2 separate regions of the Mus musculus genome follow, and region 1 is linked to region 2. Evidence: chromatin loops called from intact Hi-C (ENCODE). Cell type or tissue: heart. All regions are shown on one strand.

Region 1 (2,500 bases), 71 kb before region 2:
TCCTGGAACTCACTCTGTAGACCAGGCTGGCCAAGAACTCAGAAGTCCGCCTGCCTCTGCCTCCTGAGTGCTGGGATTAAAGGCGTGCACCACCACGCCCGGCTAGCTATTGGTTTTTATAGCTTGGGTTTTGGTCTTCCATGGTCTTCACTTCAGGCCTCTTAGGATGTTGCTGGGAACTTGCTGGGGCCTTCTCTGGCTGTGAAAGCGGTGTAGCCTTTTACTCTGGTAGACTGTAGACATGCCCAATCTTTCTCCACACAGATTTCAGCAACTTCAACAGCACTTCAGAGAAAAAATGAGCATCTTTGATTAGGATAGGATCCTTCTCCAGCTTTCTTGAGGAGTTTCTGGTTCACCAGAGACAGCTCCCTCCTCGTTTTAGTAGAAACAACCAGTAGTATCAAGAATAAGACTTTTCAGTAGGGCAGTGATGGCACACATTTTTAATCCCATCTCTCAGGAATCAGAGCCAGACAGATCTCCGAGTTTAAGGTTAGCCTGGTCTACAGAGAGTGTTCCAAAACAGACAGAGCTGCACAGAGAAAGAAACCCTGTCTCAAACAAACAAACAAACAAAAACAAAAAAAAAAACCCCACTCTTTTGTTTTAAGGACTGGGTTTTATCTATACTAAGCTGGCTGGAACTATGCAGCTGCAGATGACCTTGAATTTTGACCCTCCTGCGCTTTCCTCCTGAGTGTTGGGATTAAAGCTGTGTACTACTGTGCGTTACAGCTACACCCCAGCCCCAAGAATAGCACTTTTATATAAGTTAGGGTTTTTTCCCCCCTAAGTTTTATTTATTATTTCTTAAGTACACCGTAGCTGACTCCAGACACTCCATAAAATGGCATCAGGTATCATTATGGAGGGTTGTGAGCCACCATGTGGTTGCTGGGATTTGAACTCGGGACCTTCGGAAGAGCAGTCAGTGCGCTTAACCGCTGAGCCATCTCTCCAGCCCCATAAGTTAGTTTTAAGAAAGGAACAGAGAAGCTTCTCATATGTTACTCGTGGGGGCTCCTGGGATAAGGGCTGGAACGGGGGTCTACCTGAACGTCCATTTGCTAAAATAACCATGTGACGTTTTCAGTGGGGCAGAGTCGGGGAGGAGTCCATGGTGGGGCCAAGGCTGACACACAACTTGCAGCTCCGCTTCTCAATCTCTTCTCTCTTCTGCTTCCGGGCCTCAAGGAATAATCGAGAAAGAGACAGGATCAGGGCCAGTGAGTCACTAAGGAAGAAGGGGGGAAGGCTGCGTGGAAATCAAGTTCTCTCTAGAGAGCCAGTTTCTCCCTCTTGACACATTTAATGGAAGGAATCTGAAAACAAATCACACTCTTTCTTTGTCAGGCTGAGCAGGCAGGAACCACAGACATAGTTTCCCACACCGTCTGCTCTGGCTCACAGAAAGCTGCCTCGGGACTTTCCGGTTCCCTTCTGTTGTCCCAAGCTCAAGGTCAGATGGTTGCTGAAAAGCAGACAGCCCTTGTGGTCTCTGGTCGTCATTAGTGGGAAAGCCGTGGAGAAGTCACTGTTGATATCTGTTAGTGAAAGTCAGGCGGGCACCTGCAAGTCCTGAGTCTATGGAAATGTCACTTTCCAACTTCCGGAACATAAATTCCCCAGGGCAGAGGCTGCCATTTGCCTGTAAGGGTTTTTTTTTTTTTTTTCTTTGCCTGCCTTTGTCTCCCAAGATTAGCTTGTTTATCTCATTCATGTTAAGAGGATCATTAAAAAGAAATTGTTCTGAATTTGTCTGGTGCTCTGATTCTCACAAATTATTTCCTGGCACTAGAATGGCTTTCTGTGTTCATTGTGTCGTTTGCTGGTGTTGCTAGCTTCTAGCCAGAGCCTTTTAGAATGTACGACCCTTGGTGCCCAACTACAGCTGAGTTTAGGGACTCCCACACTTGCCTACAGCCCCATCCCCACCACATTTCCCACCCCTCTGATGCCCATTCAGGGCTCTTCTGACCCTAGAAGAGTGGTGCTTAGGGTTTCCAGGCTATGCTTAGTGATAACAGCCCAGACCAATGCTCTTCTTCGAACCACCCCTCCTCCACAGGCCCTTAAAATGCTTATCTGGCAACTTCTCCGTTATGTGTGTAATACCCAGAAAATGTAAGACCTTTGGGCTCTTCGTCTTTTCTGAATGTCAAGCTAGCAAAACTAAATAGTTTTGGAATGAACAAATAACATGCTCTGGGGGATATCAAGCCGCCCCCTCGTTTGTGATAACGCCTTGGTTTAGCTTTACCCTGCCAGCCAAAGAGGAGTTCCTCACCCTGGGAAATACATCTCCTCTAAGGTGCTACCTCCTGAAACCCAGGAAGAGTTTTCCAAAGGTAGCTGACATTTCTGGTTTCTTTCCAGCTGGATTGTTTTCCTCGGGTTAGTGTGATCTGAGAGCCAGCCTGTTTCTACTGACACAAAATTCCAGAGAAATAACTGGGTCTGTACGAAAATGGCCAAAGTGCACAGGGAGCCTTTGGGG
Region 2 (2,500 bases):
GTTACCCACTCGCACTTACATCCTTCCCCCTTCATCCTGTGCCTTCTTAGGTACTGGGATTCTGGTCCCAGGGCGGATCCTGTCGAAGATTTCCGGTACATCTGGGGAGGTTTTGCCTATCTACAGGACATGGTGGAGCAAGGAATCGTGAAGAGTCAGATGCAGGCAGAGCCTCCAATTGGAGTCTATCTCCAACAGATGCCTTATCCCTGCTTTGTGGATGACTCGTGAGTCCCAGACCTCTATCTTCCTCCCTGAGCTGAAAAAGCAGTAAATGGGGGTGCTCTCAAGGCTTCAGCATCTCCCGAAGGAACCCCAGTGATGAGGGAAGACTGGGGAGCATAGGGTTCTGACCGAAGAAGATGCTGGCTCTGCACTCCAGACGGAAGCAGAGGGGGAAATAAATGATAGGGTGTCGGGGGTACAAAAGGGAAATTGGAGGTTCAAACAATAGGAGTGAGGTTGAAGTGGGGGGATGCCCGCTGTTTAAATTTCCACTTCGTAGTATGTTTGGTATGTGGAAGGTTCTGGTCAGGGCGTTTTCCCAGTGATTGCCAGATCAGCAGATTCAGACTGCGTGGCAAGAAGGCCTGGTACCTAGGAGCCTCAGAATAATGCAGCTCCTTCCCCAATTAACATTCCTATGATGTGTGTTTGGTGAAAAGGTAGAGGAATGTGTTGTTGGATGAGCTCTGGCCTCCCTCTCTGACCACCCCCATCCTAACGCCTGTCCGCCCTTTGACCAGTAGCATGCTAAGCAAACAGCCTGCTGTTTTGTTGAAAATAGATTTTGGAGTGGTGGAGAAAGGGACAGAGGGGGAGAGGTGCTCAGAAGGCTTATTATCATGGTAGATGGGGTCAGAAACACTCCCTGACCTATAGTTGGCTAAGGAATTTAACTCCTGGGGTGTTGAGATCACGGGAAAGTCACTGTAGCACGAGTGTGTGTGACTGTGGGATCCGGGAAGCAGAGATGGCAAAACGTGGTGAAAAGAGTCCCGTGGCCAGCTGGAGAGATTGTAAAATAAAGCCCAGTGTACACACGGGAAAGCAGTGCTCGACACTGTGGCCCCATCAGGTCTCCAGCTCTGCAGAAGACTGCAGAGATAACGGTCGCTGTTCAGAAGTTAGTTTTACTTTGGATAAGAGGCAGAGATGGGAAGGAGAGCCCAGGTCCACTTGCAGGGTCAGAAGGGGAGGGGCTGGCAGGAAAACGGGTGAGTGTGGAGAACCTGTGGGAATCGGAGTCATTCAGTATGGGAGAGCCCTCTGGCGGCCAGCCTCGGAAGTGCATGATTTTTGGTTGGTTGGTTCCCTCCCTAGGGCCATTTTGAGTGAAACTATCCTCCCACGCTAGGCACTGGGCCCTTCCTTTGACAACACCCAACAGTTTCAATAGATAATAATCCCAAGGGCTTTACCAGTGCATTATTCACAGGGGAAACCTGTAACGCTTACCCTAATGTGATTCCATCGTGTCAAATCCGTCCTGCTTGCCGAGAGCCTATCCCAGGATCTACTCCACTTACGAATGGATGGCTCTCGGAATCAATGACTATTGGATCATTGCCTTGTTCAGATCACAACCCACACCATCAGGTCTACAGTCTTTCCCACAAGCCTTCATGGGGAAGATCTAAATATACTATATGGCATATATACTATAAAGAGATGGTATGTTTTATTCCTACACATATAGAGCATCCTCCATCTGGGCTGTCCAGAACGGCTCCATTTTGCCTTAAAGAAAGAAATGACAAATGAGAAAGGTATTTAAGAGGGCTCAACCCAGTGAGGGTCCAACGATTTATTTTTCTGCTCTCCTTCCCTTCGGGCTTCATTCTCAACTCTCCATTCAATAAGTATTTTACGTTGATTCTACCAGGGACAGCTGGCTCTGTTCTGCTTTTTCCTCTCGCTTCAGCTTCATGATCATCCTGAATCGCTGTTTCCCTATCTTCATGGTGCTGGCGTGGATCTACTCTGTCTCCATGACCGTTAAGGGCATTGTTTTGGAGAAGGAGCTGAGGCTGAAGGAGACCTTGAAAAACCAAGGCGTCTCTAATGCTGTCATCTGGTGTACCTGGTTCCTGGATAGCTTCTCCATCATGGCGCTGAGTATCTTCCTCCTGACGCTGTTCATCATGGTAAGCCGGGTGGAGAAGACAGTCTTTAAAAAAAAAATGGCTTCATTGTTTCTGCTCTCCTCCTGTTGGTGAGCAAGTGCTTGGACTAGTTAGCTGAGCATTAAAGACAGCAAGACAGGTAATTCCTCACCTTTCAAGCAAGGCAGGACCCTTAGAGAGCCAGCACCCTCAATTCCCTGCCTCCCCCCCAGCCATGTATCGTTATCTCTTCCCCTCTCCTCTTCTTGCCTAAGGGCCTCACTCACTGTCTACGTAGGTTTCCCAGTCTGTTTCATGACCACGCGGAGACCGGAGACCGCTGTAAGCAAAGCCCAGGGTAGAACTGTTGTGTGCTCAAAGGTTGCCTCTTCTTT

Evidence for each region. Peaks named below come from ENCODE experiments on the same cell type or tissue, not always from the same donor. Only the 100,000 strongest peaks of a DNase experiment are listed, where the experiment ranks them.
Region 1: it touches region 2 in a loop (2.7-fold over the local background); 6 of 42 quality-filtered maps call a loop at or near these places.

What each region holds. Positions count from the first base shown.
Region 1 is chr3:122,032,044-122,034,543 of GRCm38, forward strand. No RefSeq gene overlaps it. Among named protein-coding and RNA genes, the nearest start is that of Abca4, 11 kb to the right of the region's middle. In heart, no CTCF peak of the experiment used is centred here; a DNase peak (open chromatin) is centred at 1,338; H3K27ac peaks cover 1,804 bases.
Region 2 is chr3:122,103,384-122,105,883 of GRCm38, forward strand. It overlaps Abca4 (ATP-binding cassette, sub-family A (ABC1), member 4), which reads left to right. Exons shown (of 50, transcript NM_007378.1): 13 at 51-227; 14 at 1,925-2,147. It overlaps Gm40138 (a long non-coding RNA gene), which reads right to left. Exons shown (of 3, transcript XR_001783974.2): 3 at 1,773-2,170. Among named protein-coding and RNA genes, the nearest start is that of Gm40138, 22 kb to the right of the region's middle. In heart, no CTCF peak of the experiment used is centred here; a DNase peak (open chromatin) is centred at 1,258; H3K4me3 peaks cover 480 bases; H3K27ac peaks cover 1,584 bases.